Linked DNA regions of Homo sapiens: all the other regions are linked to region 1. Evidence: chromatin loops called from intact Hi-C (ENCODE). Cell type or tissue: endothelial cell of umbilical vein. All regions are shown on one strand. Each heading gives the region's core, and the rest is flanking DNA. Links, peaks and the distances in the headings are about the cores only. Region 1 overlaps RPRD1B (regulation of nuclear pre-mRNA domain containing 1B). Region 2 has its middle 16 kb from the start of SNORA71B. Region 3 overlaps BPI (bactericidal permeability increasing protein). Region 4 overlaps KIAA1755. Region 5 overlaps TGM2 (transglutaminase 2). Region 6 holds the start of VSTM2L (V-set and transmembrane domain containing 2 like). Region 7 has its middle 6.5 kb from the start of LINC01746.

Region 1 (4,357 bases), core at 132-4,131:
CCTTGGACAAGACACCTATCTTCTCAAAGCCTCAATGTCCTCCTATGCAATATGGAGACACACATTTAGTCACCTCCAAAGACTATCACAAAGAACAGAAGTACCGGTGCAAAGCCTACTGTCAATATTAGTTCATGCTTCATTCCTTCCTTTCAATTTCCCATAAGGAAAGCAGGAATCGTGTCAACTGCCCCTCCCTGTTTAACTAGGGAGGTCACGACTAGGGCAAAATGACATGTCTAACAGACACCTGAAATTCCTGGCACTGAACGCACTATCATCTACGGGGCTTGTCAGAGAGCAGGGCACAAATCACACAGCCCTGAATCATAATTTTTTTTCTTTTAGTAAGAGGGTTATGAGTCTAACAGACAGAATAATACCTAATCTCCCCCACCCACCCCACACGCACACAATTTGTACTATGTTTTTAACAGACCTTATTTAGAGAGCCACAGGTTGTGGCACACCAGCATTTCTGCAATAATTCCTAGAATCACTATTCAAGCTTTGACTATTTCAAAAGTTTCTTTGTTCACCATGTGAGTTATGTTTGCAAATCCCAAGATGGTAGAGCAACCAATACAACATGGAAAGTAGTCTATACCTGCAGACGTTAAGTATGGCCTAGGGTTACTGCATTACAGTTATGTCCCTCTCTCCTCACCTTTCACCCAAACTCTACCTTCTCACCTGTTATTTTTTCCAATAGAGAAACATCTTGCACTTCCTGGGGCAGAGAAGCAATTTTCTGTCGGACAGTAGCATCCCCTGATGCGGCATTTTCCAGATCCTGCAAAGCTTTGATTAGTTCCTCAGTCTGTAAGATGAAAACACAAACAACACTACCCATTAAGACATGGGGTTTAAAGAAAATTAGTTGGAGTTAAATGAGGTGGAGGCAAATTCTAAAAACAGTCATTCCTGCCATTTCTTAAAAAAAACTGTTCTTAGCCCCAGAGCTTACATGTAAGTCAATGTCACGGACTCTAAGAAAATCCACAAAATTAGTTTATCTAAGTCCATGGCAGAACATGAATGAAATTCTGAATAATTATTATTATTTTTTAATTCTAAAAGAACATGTTTTTGGCAATTCAAAACAATGGAGTTTGGTTCATGTTGCTTAATTTCAAATGATGTATCATTTCCAGTATAGAATAAAGGTATAAATATCAGATGTTAACAACTGTGTGTTGTGGCCAGGTGTGGTGGCTCGCACCTGTAATCCTAGCACTTTGGGAAGCCAAGGCAGGAGGATCACTTGAGCCCAGGAGTTCGAGACCAGCCTGGACAATATAGCGACACCCTGTCTCTACAAAAAAATTAAAATAAAATAATAAGCCAAGCATGGTGGCATATGTCTATAGTCCCAGCTACTTGGGAGGCTGAGGTAGGAGTATCACTTGAGCCCCAGAGGTTGAGTTTGCAGTGAACTATGATCATGCTACTGCACGCCAGCCTGGGTAACAGAGCAAGATCCTGTCTCAAGAAGGAGAAGGAAAAAATTATATGTTGACTGATCAACCTACTTCAATTCTTTCTTGGGTTTTCTTGACAAAATGGATGTCACTCCCAAAATTAAATGTATCAAACTTATTATAAACCCAGGGGGAAAAAACAAGAAAAGTAAACCAGGGATACATTTTCTGTATATATCAAAAAGGAGTTTCTTAAATTGTCAGAAAACAATGCTAACAGGCCACTCCATAATCACCAAGGAGTAGCTAGCTCTGTAGATGGTAGTTAGATTACCCTGAAAGGTAATAATCTAGGCTGTAGTCTTTAAAGTGTTTAAATCCAAAGATATATGACCTAACACTGCTGTCATTTAATCCCTAGTCTAACTCAACACCGTAACATAACACAAACTAGACATGTTTCCTATTTACATAGGCTTTAAGCATGACCATGTGTAATAAAGCTGTTTTAGGCAAAATAAGATGAAGCCCCCCCCGCCCCCGCCTTGAAAAGAGCATGGGCTCTGAAGTCAGACACACCTGGATTTAAATTAAGACACTGGTCAAGTTACTTAAACTGTCACCTTGTGCCCAACTTCTTTCATTTAGATTTTGTAAGCTAACCTGTATAGCCAAATAACACAAACACATGGGTAAAGACTAACTCCTTGTTTCAATATTTAATAGGCTACAGTGCAGCAAATTTGCTATTGACACATAGACTGTCTTTAGATATTAATGAGTTACTTTATAAAACTACCATGCTACTGGAGACAGGCCATGGTAGACGACTTTTGAATATCTTTGTAATATTATCTATCCCTTTCTCCAAAATCTATTTTTAAAGAATATTCTTAATTTCTAGGATTGAAAAAACCAAGTCCAAGTACTTTATAAAACATAAGCCCATCCCAGAGTTATGGCACGCAAAGACATACTGACACCTGCCATCCGGCAAGCTCCTTTGGGCAGGATGATGCACGGGGCCCCTGAGAGGTGCCCTCTGATGATTCCATACCAGTGGTCACTGGCGCCACCTTGTGGCCATAGTCTTCAACTAGAGGTCACTTTAAGCCACTGTTCCCTACTCTCTGGGGGTCAAGACCTACCAAGAGGGGTCCTGCAGAAGGATCCTGAGGAGAGTAGCTGCCAGGGTAGTCGTCATCCTCCTCCTCCTGAATTTGCTGAAAAGTTCGTTTCAGAGATTTCTTCTCTTCTGTTGCTAGACAAAAGAGAAAGTAATAAATTTGAGTCACATATCCTGTAGTGATAAGTCACATGCTATGCACAATGGGCCACATGTAAAAACAGGGCAGAAGGGGCACACATTTTCAGAATGGCTTAATAGTAACCTTTATGCTAGTTATTTTAAATTGACTGTAGTTCCCTACATTACTGAAAAGAGTCAAACAGGTCTTTGTCCGTCATCTCAGATTGATTCTCTGGTAAAATACTACAGAAAACAGGCATCTAAAGCGAAAACTTACCCAACTATCACACTTGAGTAAGAAACTCATGGGACAATACAATGAAGCAAACCAACGTGTGCTAGGGTTTACAGAGAAGATATTGTGTATAAAATGAGATACGTTATGCTTTCCAGGGATCATTTCAGAAAACAGGAGAGAAAATTTTATCAATAAAATTGTGTCAAACACAAATATTCTTTACACTATTCCCCTAAAAATAAAATAAATCTAATTTTACCTTAAAATTAAAATAACCATTACTGAGACATGTGATTGATACTACTGAGAAAAATTACTTAAGTTACCATTTTAAATTTAACCACTTTTGAGGCTGACAGGTTACATTATTTATGATCTATCTGCACCGTATGTTTTTACATTGTTATGATAGATGTGTTAATTCCAAAATCATTCTTTTTGCATCAAATTAGACAATACAAAATAAATGCCAAACAATTGTGGGAAATAAATCTAAATGATAAATTCTAGTTTCGAAAGTAAAGAAATATTGGACACAGCCTGTGCCTGGCATTGCAATAGTTTCCTTTTAATCTTTCCAACAATTTTAAGATACAGCATCTCCAGCTGAAAGGTGAGAAAACAAAGGCCAGGGAGGTTAAATGACACACTTACGGTATGACTCCAAAACCTGTCCTCTTTCCACTGCACTCAAATTACTTAGCACCACACAGGTACCCTCTCATTTAGAAAAAAGGGGACACCAGGCACCTGCTGCAGATACATACACATTTTTTGCTTACACATTTTCTTCTGGAAACAAGTCACGTAGCTCCTGTTCTCTACATTATATACATCATATACTAACTGACCAAACTCACGTTTGAAGTGAAAGCCAGGTCAATATCATGAGTTTTATTTTTATTTTTTTTTTTTAGATGGAGTTTTTGCTCTCTTGCCCAGGCTGGAGTGCAGTGACACATTCTCAGCTCACTGCAACTTCCGCCTCCTGGGTTCCAGCAATTCTCCCACCTCAGCCTCCTGAGTAGCTGGGATTACAGGCATTTGCCCCCATGCCTGGCTAATTTTTGTATTTTTAGTAGAGTCAGGGTTTCATTCACCATGTTGGCCAGGCTGGTCTCGAACTCCTGGCCTCCAGTGACCCACCCGCCTTGGTCTCCCAAAGTCCTGGGATTACAGGTGTGAGCCATCACGCCTGGCCAAGTTTCACTTCTTCTTAATGATTCTGTCTATTACAAAAAAAGGAGACAGGAACATCTGCAATACAGGCCGTCCTCACTTTGCGCATACTATTATACACAGATTTGTTACCATGGCTTCGTTAAATGACACCAGTCCCTCAATAAAACAAGTTCAAACTTCAGTTACCATGGCATATTAACTCTTGAGTAGTTGCATAAAGTACAAATTTTGCTGCTAACTTCAGCCCCCAAATCATGATCAGGGACC
Region 2 (4,357 bases), core at 196-4,195, 350 kb before region 1:
GATGGGTAGAGCCAGGTTTTGGTTCCAGGCCTGGCTGAGTCCCCAGCTGGAGCTAGCTACAGCTACACTCTTCTGCTTTGCCAGGGGAATTGCAGCAGGAGGTGAAGAGTGGGATAGTCTGCTGGGCACGGTGGCTCATGCTTGTAATCCCAGCACTTTGGGTGGCCGAGGCAGACGGATCATCTGAAGTCAGGAGTTCGAGTCCAGCCTGGCCAACATATCGAAACCCGTCTACTAAAAATACAAAAATTAGCCAGGCGTGGTGGCACGTGCCTGTAATTCCAGCTACTCAGGAGGCTGAGGCAGGAGAATCACTTGAACCTGGGAGGCGGAGGTTGTGGTGAGCTGAAACTGCACTACTGCACTCCAGCCTGGGTAATACAGTAAGACTCTGTCAAAAAAAAAAAAAAGAGTGGGATAGTCCCTGAGAAAGGGATAGGTATAGGGCTGTGGAACCACAGAGCACGGAGAGTGTTCTCCCAGGTAGAGGGCTTGGGAAGCGGACATGGAGGAAGAGATAGTCTATTCCAGAAGAGGAAGTAGGAGAGGGACTGGTGGAGACAGTGAGCAGCACATGCCAGGAGCAGCAGGAGGGTGGGCAGAGGCATAGCAAAGGCCCAGGCACATTTGAAGGTGATTGTAGAGTTCGATCTGCAGCCATGGGAGTGGCCCCCAGTCCTCTGAACAGCGCGACCCCTGTCATCCAGTGTTGTGGATCCTATGTGCTGCTACTTGGACTTTTTAAATTACTCTGGATTCAGAGAGCACAGCCACACAGTTTCATCACTTACTGGCTGTGTGACCCTGGGCAAGTCACTTCACCTCTCTGAGCTGAAGGTTTCCTCATCTGAAAACTGGGGGTAATGATAGCATCTCCTTCTTAGGATTGCTGTGAGGATTCAATGAGATAAACCTCAAATTAGCACATGCCTGGCACCTCCAAGGGCTCCATAGAAAGGTGGGGTATTACTGTCTTACCGTGTAATTGAATGGTGGCATTATAACGCTATTTTTCAGGAGGCTTGTGAAAAAAATAACTTCTCATTAAAAAAATAATTTTAGACTTTAAAAAAGTTGCAAAAGTAGCACAAAGAATTCCTGAATACCTTTCACCAAGATTACAAATATACACATAAAGAAAAAAACAGGGCCGGGCGCAGTGGCTCACGCATGTAATTCCAACACTTTGGGAGGCCAAAGCGGGTGGATCACGAGGTCAGGAGATCAAGACCATCCTGCCTAACACGGTGAAACCCCGCCTCTACTAAAAATACAAAGAAAAAAAAAAAAGTTAGCCAGGCATGGTGGCACGCGCCTGTAGTCCCAGCTACTTGGGAGGCTGAGGCAGGAGAATTGCTTGAACCTGGGAGGCGGAGGTTGCAGTGAGCCGAGATCATGCCACTGCACTCCAGCCTGGGCAACAGAGTGAGACTCTGTCTCAAAAAAAAAAAAACAAAAAACAAAACAAAACAAAAATATATATTGACATATATGTACACACATAGAAACATATAAACATGTATATACGTATTTCCCCCTGAAGTGTTTGTGAGTCAAATGCAGACTTGTTGGCCCTTTACCCCTTAATACTTCAGTGTGCATTCTTTAAAAGCAAGGACATTCTCCTATATACCATTATACTATAATTGTACAAATATAGCACAATTGGTACAAATTAATACAAATATGCAAATATAGTAAAATTATCAAAATCATGAAATTAACATTGGTACAATACTATTATCTAATGATCAGACCATATTCAGATTTTGTCAATTTTCCCACAATGTCCTATATAACAAAACAAAATCTCTGATCACCTCCTGCATTCATTTGCCCTGTCTCTGAGTCTCCTTGAGTCGGTAACATTTCCCCAGACTTTCTTTGTATTTCGTGACCTCGACATTTTTTAAGAGTGAAGGCTAGTCACGTCGTAGAAAGTTCCTCTTTGGGTTTGACTGATGTTTCCTCATGGTTAGATTTGGGTTAGGCGTTTTGGGCAGGAGCACCACGGTGACCTACACACTGCATCACAGTCTTGTGCACATTTTTGTTGACAACTTTATTTATTTATTTTATTTACGTTTTTTTGAGATGGAGTCTCACTCTGTCGCCCAGGCTGGAGTACAGTGGCACGATCTCAGCTCACTGCAACCTCCGCCTCCTGGGTTCAAGCGATTCTCCTGCCACAGCCTCCCGAGTAGCTGGGATTACAGGCATGTGCCACCACGCCCGGCTAATTTTTGTGTTTTTAGTAGAGACGGGGTTTCACCATGTTGGCCAGGCTGATCTTGAACTCCTGACCACCTTGGCCTCCCAAATGCTAGGATTTACAGGCATGAGCCACTGCGCCTGGCCTGTTGACAACTTTAAATGGGGTTTCCAGATGGGGGGAAGGTAAGGAATTACTGAACGACTTACATGAGAACATACACCCTGAGGGACTTGATAAACATGTGAATCCTCCAAACCTGCTGAGTCGTACCTCTGAGAGTGTGCCTAAGAACTTGCAGGGTTCACCAGCATACTAGGTGACCAGTTGTCTACAGTGTTCCTTCCAGCTGTGACATTCCCAGGCGTGGCCAAAAGATGGCGCTGCAGACTGCACTTTCAACGGAGTTTCCTTTCTGGAGAAACAGCTGGGCTTTGGTGAATTCAAGCTCACATCTACCAGGAACACTTGGTACCTCCTGTTTGCTCCTTGGAACCGGGCCTTTCCCACCGCTATCCTCCTATCACTTCATAGTGACTTTTCTGGATGCCCCAGGACCTCACAGGAGTTAGAATTCACTTTGGGGTTCCTAAGCCAGAGATGATTCACTCTGCAAGGTGAAGAGAAAACCCCTCCCAGTTTTCTGAAGAGCAAACCAAGAACTGTTAAAATAGTAATAGGCCAGTCACAGTGGCTCATGCCTGTAATCGCAGCACTTTAGGAGCTGAAGCAGGAGGATCACTTGAGCCCAGGAGTTCCAGACCAGCCTGGGCAACATAGGAAGACCCCATTTCTTTTTTTTTTTTTTTAGTATTTATTGATCATTCTTGGGTGTTTCTCGGAGAGGGGGATTTGGCAGGGTCATAGGACAATAGTGGAGGGAAGGTCAGCAGATAAACAAGTGAACAAGGGTCTCTGGTTTTCCTAGGCAGAGGACCCTGCGGCCTTCCGCAGTGTTTGTGTCCCTGGGAACTTGCGATTAGGGAGTGGTGATGACTCTTAAGGAGCATGCTGCCTTCAAGCATCTGTTTAACAAAGCACATCTTGCACTGCCCTTAATCCATTTAACCCTGAGTTGACACAGCACATGTTTCAGAGAGCACAGGGTTGTGGGTAAGGTTATACATTAACAACATCCCAAGGCAGAAGAATTTTTCTTAGTACAGAACAAAATGGAGTCTCCTACGTCTACTTCCCTCTACACAGACACAGCAACGATCTGATTTCTCTATTTTTTCCCCACGTTTTCCCCTTTTCTATTCGACAAAACTGCCATTGTTATCATGGCCCGTTCTCAATGAGCTGTTGGGTACACCTCCCAGACGGGGTGGCTGCCGGGCAGTGGGGCTCCTCACTTCCCAGACGGGGCAGCCAGGCAGAGGCGCCCCCTACCATCCAGACGGGGCGGCGGCCGGACGGGGGCTGCCCCCCACCTCCCCGATGGGGCGGCTGGCGGGGGGGGGCTGCCCCCCACCTCCCTCCAGGATGGGGCGGCTGGCCGGGGGGGCGGGGCTGCCCCCCACCTCCCGGACAGGGCGGCTGCTGGGCGGAGACGCTCCTCAATTCCCAGACGGGGCGGCTGCCGGGCGGAGGGACTCCTCACTTCACAGACAGGGCGGCTGCTGGGTGGAGGGGCTCTTCACTTCTCAGACGGGGCGGCGGGGCAGAGACGCTCCTCACCTCCCAGACGGGGCAGCTGCCGGGCAGAGGCGCTTCCCACATCTCAGACGATGGGTGGCCGGGCAGAGACGCTCCTCACTTCCTAGACGGTATGGCGGCCAGGAAGAGGCGCTCCTCACTTCCCAGACTGGGCGGCAGGGCAGAGGGGCTCCTCACATCCCAGACAATGGGCGGCCAGGCAGAGACGCTCCTCAATTCCCAGACAGGGTGGCGGCCGGGCAGAGGCTGCAATCTCGGCACTTTGGGAGGCCAAGGCAGGCGGCTGGGAGGTGGAGGTTGTAGCGAGCCGAGATCACGCCACTGCACTCCAGCCTGGGCAACATTGAGCACTGAGTGAGCGAGACTCCGTCTGCAATCCCGACACCTCGGGAGGCCGAGGCTGGCAGATCACTCGCGGTTAGGAGCTGGAGACCAGCCCGGCCAACACAGCGAAACCCCGAGCAAGACCCCATTTCTACAAAAAAT
Region 3 (4,357 bases), core at 235-4,234, 260 kb before region 1:
CTGCACACACAGACAGTGGCCAGCCCCTATGTGACAACAGAGCACTGACCCACAAATTCTGCAGCAACCAGCCTGGAAGCCAAACCACACCTTCTGCAGCAGTTGGCCCAGAATGGTCAGGAGCTGGTCAGTGACCGCCTGCTTGTTTTTTGCTCCTGAGAAAGCCCAATCTGCCTGCAAACCAATCTCATAGGATGCCCCATTTCCAGGAAGTCTGCCTCTGCCTTAGCATGGTGCTAGGACTGGATGACAGAATCTGACAAGTACTCATCAATGTAGCCCTTATGTTTCTTATTCATCACTTCCTACATTCAAAGCTCTGTGTTCGGTCCTCTCATAGACTAATATCTCATTTAATCAGGCATTACTATCTCATTGAATCCTCATGACACCCTTTGGAGAAAGCCAGTTATTGGTGTTTTACAGATGACAAAACAAGTTCTGAGAGGTACAGTAATTGACCTGGGTCACCCAGCTGGAGAGGGGTGGGGCCGATATTGGAACTCAGCTCTAGCTGACTCTAGAGTCAACACTTTAACCTACCCCAATGTGAGAAAAGCTTTTTCCAGATTTGTCTGGAAGGTCTGCAGGATTCTGGGTCCAGTGCTCTTCCCACACCCACCCAGAGCCCGGCCTTACCATGTCATCTCTAAGGGTCATCTTCAAGACCCCAGCCTCTTGGTATACAAGCCCGGCTGTGTTGAAGAAGTAGTCTGAGAGGCCCAGGTATACCATGCGGTCATGGGCAGCGGGAAACTCCATCACTGGTGGAGCAAAGGGAGGTGGATTGTGGTGGTTCTCACTGTAAAACTCCCCCTGGGGGTAGAGGCAACAGAGTGAGCCCAGATATTCTTCAGGAATTATAAGTCAACATCTCCATCCAGGAAAAAATGGACTGAAGACACCAATTGTACACTTGCAAAGGAAAAAGCAATGACCAGAAACTAACAGTAGCATCAAAAGCCTCCTGGGCATTACTTTCTAAGTGCCTTTCATGCCAGTCCTGGGAAGGCAGGTATAATTATGCTCATCTTATAGGAGAGGACACTGAGGCACAAGGAGGTGAAGTGACTTGCCCAAGGTCACACAGCTGGTAAGTGGCAGAGCCAGAAATTGAACCCAGGCCTCCAATGTCCAGTGAACGTTCTCCTAACCACTCCATTGTCTCAACCTCAACCTTGCTAGTAAGCACAGAAACCCTACGAAAAGAACAGTGAAATCCTGTTTGTTTCGTCGGTAAACTTAGCAAAATGGGAAAAGAGGAAAATTGTTTTGAGAGTCGTGTGTGCTTTAAACTGATGCTACCCAGTGTTTGGTGAGAGCACTCATAAGCTGTTAAGGTTGTTCTTTATGTTTCTGAAAAGCAATTTGGCAATATGTTGCAAAAGCAGATCATTTATTTAGCAAATAAATGTTGAGCTTAAAAAACCAAATTATAGATGGATACATATGGTAGGATACCACTTATGTAAAATTTAAAGGCCCATAAAAAGTATAAAAACACAGGCAAAAAGGACACACACCAACATCATCAACATGGTTCTGGGGTGGGGGGAGAGGCACCCAAGGGGGCCTCGTTAGTTATTTCTACAGTTTTTTAAATTTTTTTAAAAATCAGAAGGAAATATGACAAAATGGTAAGATCTCTTAAATCTGTGTGTTGGGTACTTGGAAGTGTATAGCATTCTCTGTACCTTAGAATTATTTTATTACTTAAAATTAACAAACATAACCTCCATATTATGGAATACATGCAACTCTTAATAATAATAAGATGGGCTGGGCACAGTGCTCACGCCTGTAATCCCAGCATTTTGGGAGGCCAAGGCAGGTGCATCACCTGAGGTCAGGAATTTGAGATTAGCCTGGCCAACACGGTGAAACCCCATCTCTACTAAAAATACAAAAAATTAGCCAGGCGTGGTGGCGGGAGCCTGTAATCCCAGTGACCGGAGGCTGAAGCAGGAGAATCGCCTGAACCTGGGAGGCAGAGGTTGCAATGAGTGGAGGTCGCGCCATTGCACTCCAGCCTGGGCAACAAGACAAAACTCCATCTCAAATAATAATAATAAAGATGGACCTATGTACTGACTAGGATTTATCTTTAATACATATTGTTAAGTGAGAAAAGCAAGTGGAAGAACAGTGTGTATCCATTCATGTAGAGCATCAGCAAAATCTAGATGGATTTTCTTATGCATTTATGTGAGTGCTTAGAACCAGGGACCTGGGAGGTTAACACACTCCATGGTTGTCAGTGATCAACTCTGGGCAGGAGCCCAGGAGATAAACAAGACCTTTCTTATTCACTGAGGATAATTACTTATTGTTTTAATCTTTTGGTCTGTTGTATCACTTAGATATATGTGGGTATTCATTTTTTTTTCTTAGTATGCCATTTGGTCTAGCAATTCCACTTCTAGGAAATACTCAAGGATAGACAGAGACACGATTGCAAGGATGATCACTGCAGCTTTGGTTACGTTTGTGGAAAAAAAAATGGAAAGCCCAAGTGTCCCAGGAGGGGGCACTGTCCTCGTACATTACCACAAGCTGTCCGCTGAAAATCCAAGCAGCCAGTAAAGGGCTGCAAGAGGACATTTCATGGATGGCAAAGATGTTCCTATGATACGTGTTGAGTTTTTAAAGTTGTAAAGCAGAATATATAATATGACACATGCAAAATATATGTCTGTGTGTATTTTGTTGTCTATATGTGAGTACATATGTGTGCATTTTTTCCTGTTTCTATATTGTGGGTTTTGTGTGTATTTGTTTTTGTATCTATATATGTGTACATTTGTTTCTGTCTCTCTCTCTCTCTCTCTCTGTGTGTGTGTGTGTGTGTATCTTCCTCTGTTTCTGCAAAGACAAGGGTTGGAGGGATCTACACTTATTTATTGATGATGCTTATCTCTAGGTTGTAGACTCGGGTAATTCTCTCTCTCTCTCTCTTTTTTTTCCTTCTTTCCTATATTTATTTCTGCATTCCTCTGCAGTTTCTAAAGTTTCTTTTTCACATTGAATGTGTTTTGAAGCAAACAAATAACTGTAAACAAACAAGCAAATCACCAATATGGAAGGACTGAAGGAGGCACAATCCAGGATGAATTTCAGAGTGGGACCCACTCTTGCTGGGGTGGTAGGGAAGGCTGCTCTGGGAGTGACAGCTGAGTGGAGATCCACATGGTACTATAAGAAGCCAGCGGGGTAGAGGTGGGCATTGGGAAGGAAAGGAGTACCAGGCAGGGGGAACAGCTAGGACAAATGCCCTGAGGTGAGAGGAAGCTTAACCTATTTGAGGAAGTGTAAGGCCAGTGTGTCTGGTTGGAGGGTGGTGAGTAAGGGAGGGAGCAGCATGAAATAAAACTCCATCTATCCATCCATCCATCCATCCACCCACCAATACATCCACCCAGCCATCCATCTACCCCCACCCATCTACCCACCCACCCATCCATTCATCCACCCACTCATCCGCCTACCCATCTATCCATGTATCCATCCATCCATCCATCCATCCATCCATCCATCCATCCATCCACCAATACACCCACCCACCCATCCACCTACCCGCCCACTCATCTACCCACCCTCCCATCCATTCATTCACCCACCCACCCACCTACCTTTACATCCGCCAATACACCCACCCACCAACACACCCACCTCCCATCTACTTACCCATCCACCTGTCTACCCACCCACCCATCCATCCACCCACCAACACACCCACCTCCCATCCACTTACCCATCCACCTGTCTACCCACCTACCCATCCATCCACCCACCCACCCACCCATCCACCTACCCATCCATCCATATATCCATCCACTAATCCATCCATCCATCCACCCATCCAACAAATAATTTATTGAGCACCTAGTATGTGCCAAGCATTGGTCTAGGTGCTGCACATGTGGTAGTGAACAAAATAGTCGCAGCCCCTTCTCCCTCATCATAGTGAGGGAGACAGACTAGAGACTCTGTGTGTGTGTGTGTGTGTGTGTGTGTGTGTGTGTGTATTGGTAATAAAGCAGGATGTGGGGGAAGAGGAGAGAGCTATTTCAGCGAGAGTGGTCTGGGAAGGTCTCTCTAGGGAGGGAATATTTGAGCAAAGACTTGAAGGAAGCAAGGGAGAGCTGTGTGGAAACCTGGGGGAGAGTACCCAGGCGGAGGAAAAAGCAAGGGCAAAGGCCTTTGGAGGGGGGTGGGGCAGGCATGGTGTGTTTCGGGGAATGGCGGGGAGGCCAGTGTGACTGGAGCAGGGAGAGGCGGGGAGAGTAGAGAGGGTGGTGGTGAGTCAGATAGGAAGTAGGGGACATTGTTAAGTTTGTTTCCAAGGACTGGGGAGCCC
Region 4 (4,357 bases), core at 166-4,165, 160 kb before region 1:
GAGGACATTATTCCTGTTTTTCATCATTCATTTGACTCATATTTGAGGGGCACCCACTTTGTACCCTGCACTGGAGACCAGCCTGGAGCAAACTGACTTATCCCTGCCCTCTTGGGGCTCGTGGTGCTGTGGCAGAGGTGGTAGTTTAAAAAGCAAACTATTATAAATGGGTATGTCATTCCAAATTGTGTCAAGTCCTGTGGAAGTAAGATTGGGAATAATGAGGGAGGGAGGAGGGCCTCTCTGAAGAGCTGGAGTTTAAGTTGAGGCTTGAAGTTTGAGAAGGAGCCTGCCTTTGTGGGGGGCTGTGCTCCAGGCAGGGGGCAAACACATGTGAAGGCCCTGAGGTGGGATTATACCTGGGGTGTTCAGGAGTAGCAAGGAGGCCAGTGTGGAGCAGAATGAGTGGGAAAGAAGCATGAGTGGAGCTTCTAGATGCAGCAGGAGCTGGACCAAGGAAGAGTTGGGCTGGGATTCAGTTCGAAGCCTGCAGGGAAAGCCACTGGAGAGTTTTAAACCAGGGGTTATCAGATTTGCACTTTGAGATCCGTTCAACTGCCATGTGGAGAACAGACTGTAGGGGGAGCCAGAGGGCAGCAGGGAGATCAGCGAAGAGGCTGGAATGGGTGTCCCAGCAAGAGATGCTGGAGGGTGGACCAATGAGGTTGCCGTGGTGACGAGAGGGGACATGGCTAGAGGGGATGTTTTAGAGACAGAAATGACAGACTTTCTGGAGGACCTTGAATGCCAAACTGGGAGTTGGACTTGATCTGGGTGTGGGGAGCCTTGGAAGGTTGCAGAGGGAGAGTGGGGATGGGGCCTCAGGGCACCTCCCTACGCTGGCAGGAGGCTACCAGGTGCCTGAGCAAGTCCAAGGAGCTGATGGAGGCTGTGCTGAGGGACCCCGGCCTACTGGGCCTCCAGCGGGAAGGTGGAGCCACCCTGGCCAGGCTGCAGCATGATGCCAGCAGGCTGGACTTCAGCCCTGATGTCAGGTACAGACGTCCAGGCCTTTCCTCTTCCACCCCATCCTGTTTCTGGCCCAGGAGCTTGGAGCTGGGACCACACCACCTAGGGCACACATAGCTGAGCCCCGAGGGCGCCCAGCTTTGCAGTAGTTGCAGGGCCTGTATCCCAGGCTGACGCCTGGTCACAGAAACCTGCCCTGAGCCCTGGCAATTTCCTCGCCCCTTCTCTGCTTTCCCTCCTTCAGCCCCAGCCATCTTGAGCCTGGGATGGGCATCAGAGGATGTCGCCTACCCATTTCTGGTCACCCTTTTGGAAAAGCACTTTCTCTGACCCACACACCACGCTGAACCCCTGCAAGAGCCTGCCTCATTTATTTCTGGCAAGAACCCTGTGAGGTCCACATTGTCCATTTGGCTGATGGGTAACTGAGGCTCAGCGAAGGGAAATAGCAGCTAGACAGCGGCTGGTAAGGGATTTGAAGCCAGGCCTTCTGGGCATTTAACCCCTACCCGGCCCTGCCTTTCCCGGTAGGCTGCTCAGACACACTTGTGAGAACCTCATGGTGTCTCAGGGGTCTCAGAGCCAGAATAAATTATAGACATTCCTGGAAAGTCCCAGCTTTCTTAAATTTAGGGGGTGGGGAAAAGTCAGTCATTAAATTGGTCAGTAATTGCAAGTATTTTCACCCTCTTAGAACACAGCTACTTATATTCAAAGTCAAGGGCTGGTATGCATGAGCTTTTAAGAACATTTTGTTTACAGAACCAAGACCTAAATAGCACTTTGTATGTGTCCAGCATTTTTCTCAGGGATTTACAAATACCAGCTCACTTAATTCACTCCGAGGTAGCTGCAGATATTATGCCTATTTTACAGTGGAGGAACCTGAGGCTCAGAGAAGGTAAGTGATTAGTCCAGGGTCACATAGCTGGGATGTGGTGGGGCCCGGACTTGAATCCAGGCAGTCTGGTCCCAGAATCTTGAACACACCACCCAGAGCTGCACTAGACTTGAGAGCAGGCTTACACAGATGGACGCACGGGCAGCACTGGTATGGGGTCATCTCCCTGCCCCTCAGTGCCTGGTGGGGGTTGGCACTGCCTTTCTCAGCCTCTTCCACCCTTACCTGCCCCACCAGCCCAGGCCCCTCCTGTCCATCCGAGGCCCCGCAGACCCGCAGCTACCAGCATCTCCAGCAGGGGTCACTGTGGTCCCACATGAGCTGCTGTGGGCGTTTGTTCTGCAGCGGGTCCCTGCAGCCCCTAGGCTGTCCCCGTCCCTCCGTCCCTCCCTCTCCAGGCAGGCAGAGATTTTCTATCCTATTCACGCACCCTGGGCCACACCTCTTCCCTGCAAGGGTGGCAACCCGTGGGGAGCTGCAGTCAGATGGGGAGGCTGAGGTAGAGCAAAGCACCCTCCAGGAAGTCAAAAGCTTTTCTTCCATCTTCTCTCTTCCATTTTCCCTCTGAAGGCAGAGGAGGGCAGAGCAGGGTTGGAGATTCCTCCCTTCACACAAATATCACCATGCCTGAAATCCCATCCACACTTCTTCCTTAGTGACTTGTGGCTTTGAGCATTTTTTAAAATTATGTGCAGAAACAGCCCTGGGTGGGGTTCCAACTCAGGTTGTCATCTGCAAGTCGATTCCCCTCCCTTGACCTCAGTTTTCCCATCTGTGAAATGGAGGCAGGGCCGGCAGGCATGTTGCAGCTACTTCCCACCATTGCAATAGAAATAGCACGGACCTGACAAACATCGTGCGCTGGGCACTGTGTTAAGTGTTTTGCACGCATGAGCGCTGGTTCTCTGCCCTGGCTGTCCCTGGAACCGCCTGAGGTGCTTTAGAAAGCATCAGTGTCTCAGCCGGGCGTGGTGGCTTATGCCTATAATGCCAGCACTTTTGGAGGCTGAGGCAGACAGATCACCTGAAGTCAGGAGTTCAAGACCAGCCTGGCCAATATGTGAAACCCTGTCTCTACTAAAAATACAAAAATTAGCCCGGCATGGTGGTGCGTGCCTGTAATCCCAGCTACCCAGGAGGCTGAGGCAGGAGAATCGTTGGAACCCAGGAGGCAGAGGTTGCAGTGAATGGAGATCGCGCCACTGCACTCTAGCCTGGGTGACCAGCCTGGGTGACAGAGTGAGACTCCGTCTCAAAAAAAAAAAAAAAAAAAAAAGGGAAACATCAGTGTGTTGGTTGCACTCAGAGTCTGACTTTGTTGGCCTGGGGCAGGGCACTAAGATTTGTTAAAGCTCCCAGGGCAGGTTATAATGTATAGCTAGAGTTGAGGGCCAGGGCGTTAGATCATTTAATCCTTACAACCATGCTATGAAGTGGGTTCTGTGATTATCTCCACCTCACAGAATAAAAAGCAGAGACATAGAAAGGTTGAGAAATTTGCACAGAGCCTCCTACTAGAAGGCAGCAGAGCTGGGCTTTGAACCCAGATCTGTCCGGCCAGCTTCATTCCCTTCTAGGGAAGGGGGAGGGTCAGTTCACTTCCTACTGTGTTCTCTTGTCCTCCCAGTCCCATGGAAGACCAAGGCTGAGGCCCTTGGTGAAGGGCCTGCCCACAGTCACACAGCAAGTTAGCTGGAAACCCAGGCTGGGGCCACAGAGATGGAGGGGCAGGCCTATGCGGGACAGAAGTACAGCAGGGTGAAGAGGGCAACAGAGGCCTTTTCTCACCTCCGCCCACCTCCCAGGAGCCATCTGGCTGCAGCCACTGCCTTGTACAGCCTTGTGGACGAGCAGCTTCATGTTCTGGTCACCGCTTCCAACAGCCTCCTGGGGAAGCTGGAGCTCCGTGTCCGCCTGGGCCGCCTGGAAGCTGCCATTCACCAGGTGAAAGGGGTGTCTGGCTTGGGGTGTGGGGGTTCTGCCTGGCCACATTCCACAGGAAAGCCCCGACTCTGGGCCCGTCCCTAGTCAGGTGCTTTGTTCTGGAGAAAGGACACCAAGCTGGCGATCCTTCAAAGGCCAGGCAGGCATCCTTGGGGCGTAGCACATGACCTGGTGCTCAATAAGTGCTCAGTGGGTGAAAACATAGCCCCAAGAGCTGCACTTATTGAGCGCCAACTCTGTGCCAAGCCCTGGGCCAGAGCCGTTGTGAACATCATTGCTTTCTGAACTCATGGGGAAGGTGCTAGGATTTCATCCACTGCACAGATGAGGAAACTGAGGCTGGGAGACATTATGTTACCTGCTTGTGGTTGCATATCTCGGGGTCTGATTCTGGAACCTGCACCTGGTGTGGCTTCATCTGACTGCCGGTGCCGAGAACCAACACATTCCTGTCAGCCTGGAGCTGTGGGGCACGGCACACTCCTGCATCAGACAGCCCTGGTTCATTCCTGGCTCCAGCACTTACTCGTGGTGTGGCCCTGG
Region 5 (4,000 bases), core at 1-4,000, 95 kb before region 1:
CTGGTTTGGGGAAGGGAAACCCGGAGGTGAGGTTGGGGGGAGGGCTGGGGGAGGGGGGTGAGTAGGAGCAGTTAGACCGTCCAGCTGCCTCCTTATACACTATCTCAGTCGGGCCTCTCAACAATCCCAAGGGGGAGATGACACTTCCCCACTTCACACACAGGAAACTGAGGCTCAGAGTGGTGAAGTGGCCTTTGGAATCTCTTTGAATAAATAAGTGGACAACCTTGGACAAAACTAGAAAGTCAGAGGGGAGAGCTTGGAACAAAGGAAACTGACTTGAGCAAGGGGGAGGAGGCAGGGGTTGCCAGTCACCTCCCCAGGCCTCGATTTTCCCATCTAACTAGCAAGGCAGTCAGATCTAATGATCTGTTTCCTTCCTATTCTAATGAAACAAAGCAGGGAAAGAAGCATCATGGGCCAGGCCCCTCCTGGGAATCGGGTGTCCCTCTTCAAAAGGGCAGAAATTCTGGCCTCCTGGCTGTTAGACAACCACCTTCTTGCTGGCCCACTGCTTTATCTTTTTTCTTCTCTATTTTGAGGCATTTTATATTTGAGCAGAAAGCTTTTAAAATTTTTCACCTTTCCATATTTTGATTTTTATTTCCCAGTATAACAGTAAACCATGACAGCATTCTCTTTAGAAAAGCTTCAAGCCCAGGTGCAGTGTAATCCCACACCTGTAATCCCACACCTGTAATCCCGGCACTTTGAGAGGCTGAGGCAGGGGGATCACTTGAGGCAGGAGTTCAAGACCAGCCTGGCCAACATGGCGAAACCCACCGTCTCTATAAAAAATACAAAAATTAGACCGATGTGATGACACACATCTGTAGTCCCAACTACTCAGGAGGTTAAGGTGGGAGGATCGCTTGAGTCCAGGAGGTTGAGGCTGCAGTTAGCTGGGATTGTGCCACTGCACTCCAGCCTGGGTGACAGAGCAAGACTCTGTCTCCAAAAAAGGGGAGAGAAGGGGAGGGCTTCAAGACTACAGAGAAATGGCCTCCCCCTTTGACCCCTCCTCCTTGGGGGACACCATTGTTAGATATTTTGCGGGGGCTCACCTCCTTAGGTCAGTCTGTATGTGCCTGGAGAAATTGCTGTATTTTATAGGTCTCTGTCTCTCTATCACAAACATAAAAGGATCCCACTGTATACATTAACCTACAACTTGGTTTTTTCCCCTCACAATACACCGTGAGGCTCTGTCCACATTGGTCTGCATACATCTGCTCATTCATTCTTTTTTTTTTTTTCTTTTTTTTGAGACCAAGGCTCTCTCTGTCACCCAGGCTGGAGTGCAGTGGTGCAATCTCGCCTCACTCCAACCTCTGCCTCCCGGGTTGAAATGATTCTCATGCCTCAGCCTCCCGAGTACCTGGGATTACAGGCATGCACCACCACGCCGGGCTAATTTTTGTATTTTTAGTAGAGACAGAGTTTCACCATGTTGGCCAGGCTGGTCTCAAACTCCTGATCTCAGGTGATCCGCCCACCTCGGCCTCCCAAAGTGCTAGGATTACAGGCGTGAGCCACCACGCCCGGCCACATCTGCTCATTCTTTCTAAGGGCGTTGAGTGTCCTGTTTCTTGCCCATGTGGATGGTCCAGCCCCCACTGATGGACATGAGGTTGTGCCTGGAGGCTCATGGCACGCAGGGACCATGCGTCAACGAGCACCCTTGCTTCATACCCTGTGGCCAATGGAATGATTTCTCGGGACAGAAGTGGCCTTACTGGATCCCCCCCCCCGCCCCATAGGTTTGTTTTGAATTTTAGTCAATCTGCAGAGGGTAGCAACTAGTTGGCAGCTCTGCCAACAGGACAGGAACACGCCGGTGTCCCCACCCTCGTCCACACCACAAGGTTTCAGAGTTCAGGGAATGGGAAGCGTGGTTCTGGGGGATGGCCCCCTTCCTCCTGCTTGGCCTCACCCGGCGGCGGGTTGGAGTGGCGGTCAGCCAAGCGGCACAGTGACTAAAGTGACCCACATCCCGGGGCGGGAACTGTGGAGCTGGTGATGCAGAGGCAGGAAGTTGGGCTGGGGTGAGCGCAGGGGCGCTGCGGGAGGAAATCAGTCTGATGGGTGGGAAAGGGCCGGGTCTGCCTGGAAAATGGGACCCTCCTGTATGTCAGTTCCAAGACCAATATGATCGAGTGCCAGTTATATGCAAGGCTTCACGTCCCCAGTGCCCCCACCTTTACCAGATGGGGACCTGAGCTGGGGATGTCACAGTCTTGGCATCCTGAGCTGGGGTGGGGACAATTCAACAAGTGCTGACACTCATTCTAATGTTGAAACACTGTGGGTTCTTCTTTCTCTTTCATTCTTATCCCACACCCCCCGGCTGCTGCAGAGCCATTATAGTTCATTGACTTCAAGGTTAATTTTTATAGAAGTTTCCAGAGCCAAAGATCAGAATACACAAGAGACTTGGCCTCTTTCCCATTTTTCCTCACTACGATGAAAGTCAGGGCTGCTGGTTGCTGCAGACGGGCATGACAAAGCCCAGGGGTCTGAGGGGCCGGCAGCTGCTTCCTTCCCAGGCCAGCTTCTCCATTAGACCCGGCAGGCACTGTGCCTGGGGCCTGAGAAACTCTTAGGGGCCCGTGAACATGTTTTAATGTAATTTAAAATCAGGAGAAAAAAATGAACATTTAAGTTGAACAATAGGTTTTAATATGTAATATTGAGATAGCTGTAATTAACCAAGGCAGTCATAACATTCAATTACCTTTTTTCTAATGGAGGAAGGAATGCATGAAGTCAAGAGTGCCTGGGGCTCACCAAAGTCATAATGGGGCTCCAGATTGCCCCTTCTTGGCCTCAGTTTCTTCACCGGTTAAGTGGAGTCAGTAAAGCCAGCCTGACCTTTGGGCTCCTACCATCTTGCCCCAACTTCCTCAGCTCCTTCTTCTCCCCTCACTGGCCACAGACAACTAAATGCCCTGCATTTTCCAGCAGCCAAAGCTTTGTGCTTTCTGGTCCTCTGCTTAGAATGCTACCCTCCAGGTTCCAACTCTCTAAAACTTAATCATTTTTTAAGACAACATTCAGATGCCACCTCCTCCAGGGAGCCCTCTGTAACTCTCTCAAGCTGGACAGGACCCCACCTCTCCTGAGCTGCAGGAACCCTTTCTTGGCCTTCCCCTCTGCTACTGAGTTCTCTCTGCCTTGAATCATGCGCCTCCCTCACGCTACCTCAGGGCTTTCGTTTCCAAAGCACCTTTCAGATCTGCATTTTGGGCTGACACAGTGAGGTGTTAAGGTGGGCAGAGAAGGCAAAGTAGCCTACCCAGGGTCACACAGCAAGTGAGAATCAGGAGTTTCCTGACTCCCGGTCCAGTGCTCCTGTGTCCTTAGTCTCAGTTTTCCTAGCTATAAAATATTCCTGAGCCTTAGTTTTCTGGTCTTTAAAATGGGGCTTTCAAGGATCCCTTCCTCATAAGGCTCTTCTGGAGATTAAATTTATTAATACAGGTCATACATTTATCACAGGTCCTGGCACACAGTGAGTGTTGAAGAAATGGCAGCCTTTGTTGTCACTAACCGATAACACCTTATCTCATTGACGTGGGATTATTCATTAATGGTTACTTTTTCTAATTAAAAGAAGGATGGATCCCTGAGACGCTGGCTTGGCCTAGGGAATTGGCACCCTTGACTCCAGATTTGCAGGGACCCTGGGCCTCCGCAGACCCAGAGCTGAGGTCCCTTTCTTCCTGCCTGCAGCGGATGCTGTGTACCTGGACTCGGAAGAGGAGCGGCAGGAGTATGTCCTCACCCAGCAGGGCTTTATCTACCAGGGCTCGGCCAAGTTCATCAAGAACATACCTTGGAATTTTGGGCAGGTAAGGGCCACACCCTGTCTCTCCCAACCATCTCAGGCCCTTCTGTGTGCCCGGCCCTGTGTCTGGGGGCAGCCAAAGCTGCACAGGTGGGAGTGAGTCACAGAGTCACCCACTTCATGCTGTCAGGGATGCAAAGGCCCTGAAACAGC
Region 6 (4,357 bases), core at 129-4,128, 160 kb after region 1:
CTGCTCCCCGGCTTCCACAGCGGCTGGAGTTGAGATTTCCCACATTTCAGTCCTCTAGGGCCGAGGATGAGGATGGGGGTACCCTATGGAAGGATGGCACGGCTTCCTGCCCATCCCCAGAGGCAGACAAAAGCACCCGGCATTCCACTTCCACTCCCACTCCCATGCCTCTGGCTGCAAGCAGCAACCCCAACTACTCCGGTGGCTCTGAGGGGCTTCCACCAGGTGCCACCCGCCCAACTGGGAGGCTGCAGCCCCAGGCGACCAGTTCTCAAGAAACAAGGTCTTCTGCCCCCAAGGACCTTTCCAGTGGTATAGGGCTGGGTGTGGAGAGGAAGAGGACAAGGGCCTCTGTGCGGTTAAACCCAGAAGAGTAAAGGCAGATGGGCAGAGAGGAGTGGGTGAGCAAATTGTGTTCATGTGTGTGTATGTGTGTGCCTGTGTGTGTGTGCGCGCGCGCGCACCAGTGTGTCTGCAGGTGGGCAGGCAAGAGTTGTGGCGAAGCGTGTGCGCCAGCTGGCAGAGTGAGCCCACCGGCGCAGTGCCTGATGTGCGTGTGTAGTGGGCATAAGTGTAAAGGCTTGCAGTGAGGAGGGGGACCTGAGGTGTGTGGAGATGTGCAGGGTAGGAGTTGTGAGTGTGAGAAAGCAGCGACTGTGGCTCTGAGTGTGTCCGCGGCTGTGCATATCGGTGTGGCCATGCAGGTGTGCGTATCCGCGCGAGTGTGTGGGGAGGAGGTTCGGGGGTGCGCCCCGGGTGCCCCCTTCTCTGCAGGGCCAGGGTGCCAGGGCGGGTCCACCGCGCCGGCAGGGGGCGCCCCGGGATGCCCGCCACGACTGGCGCCGGTTCGAGCCCCGGGGCGGCCAAGTTGGAGTGGCGCGGCCCGGGTTGGGGTTTGGTGGGGAAGTCCGCGGGGGCGGCGACCGAACTCACCGTGGCCGGAGACGTGGTTGTCCCAGGGCGCGTGGCCGGCGGGCCGCGTGGCGCCGCCGAGTTGCAGGAAAAGTGCCAGGTAGTGGAGGGCGCCCAGCGCTACGGCGAGCGGGGCCCCCATCGTGCGCTCTCGGGCCGGGGGCGCCGCCGCCTCACATCTGGGCCCCGGAGACCGCAGAACCGGCGCCAGCTGTCCCCTGCCCTGAGCGGCCTGGCTGCCCGGCTCCGGCAGCTGCCCCTCGCCCGCTGTCCCCGGACCCGGCCCAGCTCCCAGCCCTCGCCCGGCTCCGGCCCAGCCCCGGCTTCGGGGAGCGAGCGCACGCCCAGCCGGCCGCCTCCGACTGCGGGACTCTTCCCTTCCGCGGAAGGCCACGCCGCGCCGCCGCCGCACCCTCCTCCCTCCTCCCGCCTCCCTCCTCCCCTCCCTCCTCCCCTCCCTCCTCCCGCTCGGAGCAGGCGGCGGAGGGATCTGCCGCTTGATTTATCATCAAAGTTTTGCCCAGGCTGGGATTTTTAAAGCGGTACCCGCAACTTTCCCCCGCCCGAGTGCGGAGGCGGGGCCGGGATGGGGCGGAGAGAGCCACCCCAGGGACGCGGTTCCCGCAAAGCACGACCCAACGGGCTTCAGCCACAGAAATGCCGTCCAGCGGGGAGAGGGAGAAAAGCCAGGGCACCCGCCGCCAGGCCAGCGCACTCAGAGGCTCCTAACTTTACCGGCAGGGCGGGGCCGGGGTCAGGGGCCAGTGGGGCTGGGGGTGAGGGCGAGGTAGGGTGGGAGCCTGGGCTGAGACCCAGGGGACCTGGTGATAGCTCTGCCGCCGACCTCGGCTCGCTGTGTGATCGCGTCCGGGTGTCTACCCCTCTCTGAACCTCGAAGTCTTCATCTGAGAAATAGGGGTAATAGCTGTCTGCGGGGGTCCTGGTGAGGATTTGCGAAATCGTGCATGCAAAGCGCTTAGCATAATGCTGCCTACGTGGTAGGAGCTCAGTAGTTATTATTGTCGGTGTTCCCCTTTCTGGGACTCAGTTTTCGAGTCTTTGTAATGGGAGAGAGACAGGCCAGTTAGTTGTTGCGGCTCCTGGCTCTTGAAGATACTGGACCTTATGTGGTGGATGGGATCGCCCCCTTCTGGACTGTAGGCTCCTTCCCTAGACCAATGAGCCTTGATGGTGTGTGTGTGCATGAGTGTGTGTGTGCGTGTGCGTGTGCGCGCGCGTATGCGTGGGTGTATGTGTGTGTGAGTGTGGCAGGGGAGGGGGATAGGGCACCATTCCCATTCCCAAGAGCAAGAATCCAACAAAGTCCTCCAGTTCCTTCCCAAGCCGTGTTACTGGGGCTGATGGGACAGACAGGAGGGCGGAACTGTGGTCCCATTTAAAAGATAAGGAAGCGCCTGAAATCAGGTAATTAGCTTCTCTGAGGTCCCACGGCGAGTCGGGCGAGGCCCCTGACTCCTGGGCGGGGTCCCTCCTGCTCTCATCCCTTGCCCTTCCCCAGGCCTCCCTGCTCACACAGCCTGGTCCTCCCGGTTTCAGCACCACGGAGGAGGACAGCGCCAGCCCCCCCCCCGCCCCCCGCCCCCCGCCCCACCCGGGCCCATCCTTTGGGCACCGTGGACAGCGTCTCAACTGGCCCTTTGATGCTAGGGTTCACACCGTGGACAGACCCTCAGACTTTCTTCCCCGTCCCCGTCGAACAGGGTCAACCCCTCCGACAGCCCACTCCCCACTCCAGAACACAGGTGGATCCCGCGTCCAGCCGTGTGTACAGCGCCCAAGTTTGAGAACAAGGTTAGAGACCAAGGAACATAGCCCCTCGCCGTCTTCCCTCTGTCTTAGCGCCCCCCTTCCAGTATTATGGGGGGGGGGTAGCACACCGGATGGGGCCCGTGGTAGCCAGCAACAATCCAGCTCCTTCCAAACTAAGGACACCTCCTCCACGATGTCCCGCACTTACAAGCACTGTGTTCTAGCACCGTCCACAGCCCCCGCGCTCCCTTCAGTACCGAGGACAGGTCCCAAGCGTCGACCGCTTCCCCCACCCCCCGAACCTTCTGGACCACATGCCTTGGAGGAAGGGGCCGTGTTTGCCTGATTCTCTCACTTCTCACTTTCTTCCCACACAGAGGTGGTGTTTAGGTTATCCTGGGCTGGCCAGGCGTCTTGGACTCTATGCACGTGTTTTCTCATTCATTAACTACCCTGAACCCCGCTCCCAGCGAAATGAACTACTGCTTCCATCATAAAGATATGGAAACTGAGAATCCTCCAGATCACATAGCAGCCACCATGTTAGCCAGACTAAAACCCAGGACTCCTTCAACCCCAGCCTGAGGCCTCACCAGGAGACTGTGGTGACAGAACTGGGACTCAAACCCGGGCTTTCTCCTCTTAAACCACAGATTGGAGGGAGCAGACACAGGCAAGGGGACAGGGAGGGAGAGGAGATTAAAGAGGAGTAAACAAGAGATTGCTCAGGCCTGCAGAGGAAGGGGGTCTGGCGGGATGGCAGCACATTGCTGCTGTGCCCCTAGCCCACCGGCTGACCTTCAGAAATCTTTTCTCTTTGAAGCCTGGAACAAGGTCAAGGTTCCTTCAAGGACAGACATCCAGGGATTGTATGCCTTTGAAAATGCTCGTGATCGGCCAGGTGTGGTGGCTCACGCCTGTAATGCCAGCACTTTGAGAGGCCGAGGTGGGCATATCACGAGGTCAGGAGTTCGAGACCAGCCTGACCAACATGGTGAAATCCCATCTCTACTAAAAATACAAAAATTAGCCAGGAGTGGTGGTGGGCACCTGTAATCCCAGCTACTCAGGAGGCTGAGGCAGGAGAATCGCTTGAACCTGGGAGGCGGAGTTTTCAGTGAGCCAAGATCACACCATTGTACTCCAGCCTGGGTGACAGAGTGAGACTTCATCTCAAAAAAAAAAGGAAAAAAGAAGAAAATGCTCATGATATAATGGTTCTGCTAAAAAAACCCTCTGATGGCCTGTTTATGTGAGAAATCCTGACTTCTCTAGTTTGCATTCAGGGTCCCAGACTCACCTCCTGCACATATCCTGTGCTCTCTTGGGCATGCCTTGGCCTCATTACATCTTCAACCTTCCCAGTGCTTCCCCTGTGCTTGTATGCCTTCCCCTCTGTCTAGCTGAGTCCCCAGTTGGGCGAGGTCCAGCCTGAGTCCCCATGGGAAGAAATGCCTGCTGCCTTCTCCCAGTCCCCAAGCCTCTGTTGGCTCATCACTGTATGCCCAGCATGGCCCTAAGAACTTTCATTATTCCCCTTAATCCTCAGAACCACCAGGCCAGGTAGGGTAGGATGGTGTGGTTAGAAGTGTGGGCTCTAGAGCCATATTCTCTGTTTTGAATCCTGCCATTTGGTAGCTGTGTAAACTTAGACAAGTTGCTTAGCCTCCCTGTG
Region 7 (4,357 bases), core at 239-4,238, 490 kb after region 1:
TTGCTTGCCAGTTTCTCTTGGTGCTTCCCCCAGCCACTTCCCAGGAGGCAAATTAATATCTTCCTTGGTAGCTGTGATCATTTAGAAATGAGGTCAAAATTAAAAGGTAGCTTGTTTTTCCCTGGCATTTCTCGACATCTCTGACTCTCCAGCAGCCTCTGCTCATGTGTGTCTCTTGGCGCTCCCTCCAAACTCTCCCACCACTGCCTCTTCCCTCACCTGGGTCTGGCCACCTAGAAGAGGAAGACGGGAGTCACCACAGTCCTAGTGGGAAAACAACTGCTGGGCTCTGGGGCAGGGACTCCCACATAGGGGCCACCTGAGAGCTTCTGTGTCAAAAGATCTGGGACCTGAGAATCATATTGACCGAAGCTCCCAGGCAATACTGAAGCTGGACCAAGTTTGGAAGCCTTAATCCTTGAGTTCAGAACCACAACCTACCTGCAAAGACAGGGAATACGTAGGGAGGGCTGGATTCCGTCCTGGGATCCCTTACAGCCCATCCCGCGTTTCACACACCTGTCCCCACCTTGGAAAAAGGCACTTCCAACTACCCAAGGCTTCAAGGCAATTTGATTTGATTTGATAAATAAATTAAATAAACCCTATTTTTTTTATTTATTTATTTTTATTTTTTTGAGACACAGTTTCACTCTGTTGCCCAGGCTGGAGTACAGTGGCATGATCCTGGCTCACTGCAACCTCTGCCTCATGGGTTTAAGCGATTCTCCTGCCTCAGCCTCTCGAGTAGCTGAGAATACAGATCCATGCCACGATGCCTGGCTGATTTTTGTATTTTTAGTAGAGGCAGGGTTTCACCATGTTGGCCAGGCTGGTCTCGAATTCCTGACCTCAGTTGATCCACCCACCTCCACCTCCCAAAGTGCTGGGATTACAGGCATGAGCCACCACGCCCCGCCAATCCTATTTTAAAATACATCCAGAATCCACCACCTCCACAGCCACCACCTTGGTCTGAGCCACCAGCAGCTGTCCCCTGATTCATGGCAACGGCGTCCTCTCTGGCCTTCTGACTGCCCTTCACGCCCTGCCCAGGCCCACTCTCCACCCAGCAGCGTGAGGATCTTATAAAAGGATGAGTCTGATTGTTTTCCTTGCCCTAGCTCACCCTTTCCACTGACCTCGCCTCTGCATGGCTGACTCCAACTCATCTTTCAGCTCCTGGTTTAAATGCTGCCTCATTGGAGGGAACTCCCCTGACAGCTGCAGCTAAGAGCAGCCTCCCCCTCCTCAGTCGTCCTTTCTGTCTGCCCTTTCTTGGTTTCCTTCACAGGACTTTGTAATTGTTTGTTGGTTTGTTGTTTACTTGCTTGGCACGCTGCCTCCTCTCTCTGGACGGTGGGGTCTCTAGGGGCAGAGCCTCACTTTTCTGTTTACTGCTCTCTCCCCGGCACCCAGCACAAGGCCACGGACAATGGGTGTCTGTATACAGTTCTAGAAGAACAGGAGGGCAATAACTGATTGGTCCAATTCATCGTTTTGAGTCGGGCTGCTTAGGTAAGGATGCTGTAGGCGCGATCACCATCCCATGGTCCAGTAGGCAGGTCTAGGAATGAGCAGGGTCTGGAGGTGGTCATGTCTGGAGAATGCAAGGATGGGATGCCCAGGACGCTGGCCCAGGCTCCCCTTAAGCTTCTGACCTGCGCTAGGATGAAGCCGAAAGCAAGGGAGAAAACTGAACATGCCTGTTCCCTACACACCCATTTTACAGATGAATAAATGGGTCCTCAACCTAGCCCTCACAGTGAGCAACTTCCAGAGGGCCAAGTCCCCCCAGCCCTACCCTCCAGACCTCATCCCTGAGCTGGCGGACCTCCCCACAGCTGGCGAGGGTCTCTGAGGGGACTGAGAGGTCATTGAGTCCAATCCCCCACCTCTGAGCCAGCCTGTGCAGCCCAGGTAGAGAACAGCGCTCCCACTGCATTTCCTAAGTCTAGGGACAAGCTTGGTGCTGTGGAATTTGGGACTAGAATTTAGGAGGTCTGAGTAGCCTCCCTTCTCCTCCCTGGGTCTCAGTTTCCCCTTCCTGGGGGCTCTGGGCGTCAGGCGGCCCGAGCGTGGTCTCTGGGGCCGCAGCCGCTCTCCACGGAGCGCTGGCGCCCCCTGCGGGAGCGGAACGGAAAGAGCAGGCCGGGCTCTCGTCGCCGCCGCGATTTTCCCACCGTCTCCTCCCAGGCGCCGGGAGGCGGCGGGAGCTGTCTGAAGGCGGAGGGCGGCCTCTTGGGGTCTGCAGCGCCACCAGGCCTGGAACCACAGACGAGACAGATTCACAGACACACAGAGACACAAACACCCACCGACCTCAAAGACTCCAGACCCCTAAACCATGCACACAGGTGCACCCACCCCTTCCCCAGGCAACCCCGGCCCCTTCCCGCGGTCCCAGGAGCCCCGAAGAGCAAAGGACAGCTGTTGGCAGAAGGCGTGGACAGAACTCGGACACGCGGGCCGGGTTTCCTCACGCGAGTGCGTCCTGGAGGCCGCTCAGAGGGTGGGAAGGAGAAGGGGAGGGGCTGGGCCTGCATAAGTCCCCCATACAAGAGACAGCCTGGGTCCCCATGTAACCACCCCGTGGGTTCACCTTGCCCGCTGCCCGGAGACAGCCAGATTTCTCAGAGCTGGCTGGACACGGGAGTTTTATTTGTACTCAAATCGGCCTCCCTGAAGATTCTGAGGCTGGAGTTTTTCAAGGATAGTTTGGCGGGCCAGGAAATGGGTGCTGCTGACTGGCTGGGGATGCAATCCCAGGGGTGTGGAAAATTGTCCTGGGGTGCTGAGTCCGCTTCTGGGTGGGGCCACAGGACTGGGGTGCCACCCGCACCCCCATGCCCCAGCCATTGGTAGTAAGAAATGCCAAAAAACCTGAAAACTTGTCTCAAAAAGTCAATCTTGGACTCTCCAAGAGTGATGTTATTTGCAGGAGTAACCGGAGAAGTTGCGAATCTTGTGGCCTCTGGAATAATGACTGATAATCGGTTACAGCTCCACCTTAGCAGAATGTAGGCACTTCTCATCTTCCTAACCTAGTGCTCTTTCATTATCTTTACAAAGGCGGTTTAGTTTGGGAGATGGGCTATTATCGTTTAAACTATAAACTAAATGTCTCCCAAAGTTAGCTTGGCCCAAGCCCAGGAATGCCTAAGGGCAGTTTAGAGGTGAAAGGCAAGATAGGGGTTGGTTAGATGGGTCTCTTTCACTGTCCTAATTTTCTTACTGTTATAATTTCTGCAAAGGCAGTTTCATCAAGGGAGAAGAGTGGGGCCAGGGACACAGCTGCCCCATCTCAGCATCACAGGAAGCCCTAAGAGAAATTCCAGGTGTGGGATAGAGACCCCTGGCATGACCATGGTGACCCCTCTCCTTTGTCAACCTCAACAGGGTTCACAAAAGTGTCCAGGCCCCCTCCCCCAACTCCCTTCCCCTCCCAGCCCCCACACCTGCCAGGAACCCCAGCAGTAGCCTGTGGATGGGGAGGAGGCAGAACAACAAATTCCTGGGTGTAGCCCTTAAGTTTGGAAATCAGGCTGGCTGGCTTTTTACTCATTCAGGTGGACTTGCAGCACTGGCTACATGCCATGTGTGTGCTGGGCACTGTGCACATTCTGTAATGAGCAGTCTCTGTCCTCCTGGAGCTTACCTGTATAATACCTCATATTATATAGGTAATATAATGCCAGTTGGTAATCCAGCAATTCCACTGTTAGGTATACCCAAGAGACATGAAAACATACAGATATGTCCCTATATGAGAGGTGTGTAAACCAGAGCAACTCTATCTTGAATGGGGCCAGGTAAAATCAGGCTGAGACCTACTGGTCTGCATTCCCAGACGGTTAAGGCATTCTAAGTCATAGGATCAGATAGAAGGTCAGCACAAGATTCAGGTCATAAAGACCTTGCTGATAATAGAGGTTGCAGTAAAGAAGCTCTTGCCAAAAGCAAGATGGTGACAAGAGTGACCTCTGGTCATCCTCACTGCTACACTCCCACCAGCGCCATGACAGTTTACAAATGCCTTGGCAACGTCAGGAAGTTACCCTATGTGGTCTAAAAAAGGGAGGCATAAATAATCCACCCCTTGTTTAGCATATCAAGAAATAACCATAAAACTGGGCAACCCGCAGCCCTCAGGGCTGTTCTGTCTATGGAGTGGTCATCCTTTTATTCCCTTACTTTCCTAATAAACTTGCTTTCACTTTACTCTGTGGACTTGCCCTGAATCCTTCCTTGTGTACGATCCAAGAACCCTCTCTTGGGGTCTGGATCGGGACCCCTTTCCTGTAACACCTATGTTTGCACAAAGACTTGCATGCGAGTGTTCATAGCTGCTTTCTTT

The links. Hi-C counts contacts between places; a loop is a spot of excess contacts. Peaks named below come from ENCODE experiments on the same cell type or tissue, not always from the same donor. Only the 100,000 strongest peaks of a DNase experiment are listed, where the experiment ranks them.
Region 2: it touches region 1 in a loop (8-fold over the local background); 17 of 110 quality-filtered maps call a loop at or near these places.
Region 3: a loop joins it to region 1, with 2.6 times the contacts of the local background. A loop is called at or near these places in 38 of 110 quality-filtered maps.
Region 4: it touches region 1 in a loop (16-fold over the local background); 105 of 110 quality-filtered maps call a loop at or near these places.
Region 5: it touches region 1 in a loop (2.8-fold over the local background); 76 of 110 quality-filtered maps call a loop at or near these places.
Region 6: it touches region 1 in a loop (9-fold over the local background); 7 of 110 quality-filtered maps call a loop at or near these places.
Region 7: it touches region 1 in a loop (11-fold over the local background); 11 of 110 quality-filtered maps call a loop at or near these places.

What each region holds. Positions count from the first base shown.
Region 1 is chr20:38,055,857-38,060,213 of GRCh38, reverse strand. It overlaps RPRD1B (regulation of nuclear pre-mRNA domain containing 1B), which reads right to left. Exons shown (of 7, transcript NM_021215.4): 4 at 2,570-2,682; 5 at 694-820. Among named protein-coding and RNA genes, the nearest start is that of RPRD1B, 24 kb to the right of the region's middle. In endothelial cell of umbilical vein, for the core only: a CTCF peak has its summit at 2,518 (motif pointing left); a DNase peak (open chromatin) is centred at 2,623; H3K27ac peaks cover 726 bases.
Region 2 is chr20:38,407,002-38,411,358 of GRCh38, reverse strand. No RefSeq gene overlaps it. Among named protein-coding and RNA genes, the nearest start is that of SNORA71B, 16 kb to the left of the region's middle. In endothelial cell of umbilical vein, for the core only: a CTCF peak has its summit at 2,578 (motif pointing right); a DNase peak (open chromatin) is centred at 2,588.
Region 3 is chr20:38,320,329-38,324,685 of GRCh38, reverse strand. It overlaps BPI (bactericidal permeability increasing protein), which reads right to left. Exons shown (of 15, transcript NM_001725.3): 8 at 640-816. Among named protein-coding and RNA genes, the nearest start is that of BPI, 18 kb to the right of the region's middle. In endothelial cell of umbilical vein, for the core only: a CTCF peak has its summit at 2,524 (motif pointing right); a DNase peak (open chromatin) is centred at 2,535.
Region 4 is chr20:38,219,087-38,223,443 of GRCh38, reverse strand. KIAA1755 reads left to right here. Exons shown (of 14, transcript NM_001029864.2): 10 at 847-995; 11 at 3,676-3,814. Among named protein-coding and RNA genes, the nearest start is that of KIAA1755, 39 kb to the left of the region's middle. RefSeq lists an enhancer at 3,814-4,315. In endothelial cell of umbilical vein, for the core only: CTCF peaks have their summits at 597 (motif pointing right) and 2,158 (motif pointing right); DNase peaks (open chromatin) are centred at 583 and 2,183.
Region 5 is chr20:38,150,790-38,154,789 of GRCh38, reverse strand. It overlaps TGM2 (transglutaminase 2), which reads left to right. Exons shown (of 13, transcript NM_004613.4): 4 at 3,733-3,851. Among named protein-coding and RNA genes, the nearest start is that of TGM2, 12 kb to the left of the region's middle. In endothelial cell of umbilical vein, for the core only: no CTCF peak of the experiment used is centred there; DNase peaks (open chromatin) are centred at 339, 1,959 and 2,459; H3K27ac peaks cover 4,000 bases.
Region 6 is chr20:37,900,048-37,904,404 of GRCh38, reverse strand. VSTM2L (V-set and transmembrane domain containing 2 like) reads right to left here and starts at 1,278. Exons shown (of 4, transcript NM_080607.3): 1 at 934-1,278. The coding sequence starts at 1,054. The region is part of intron 2 of LOC124904896 (a long non-coding RNA gene); the gene reads left to right. RefSeq lists an enhancer at 1,015-1,978. In endothelial cell of umbilical vein, for the core only: CTCF peaks have their summits at 795 (motif pointing right) and 2,064 (motif pointing left); no DNase peak of the experiment used is centred there; H3K4me3 peaks cover 432 bases; H3K27me3 peaks cover 1,655 bases.
Region 7 is chr20:37,562,392-37,566,748 of GRCh38, reverse strand. No RefSeq gene overlaps it. Among named protein-coding and RNA genes, the nearest start is that of LINC01746, 6.5 kb to the left of the region's middle. In endothelial cell of umbilical vein, for the core only: a CTCF peak has its summit at 2,136 (motif pointing left); no DNase peak of the experiment used is centred there; H3K27me3 peaks cover 477 bases.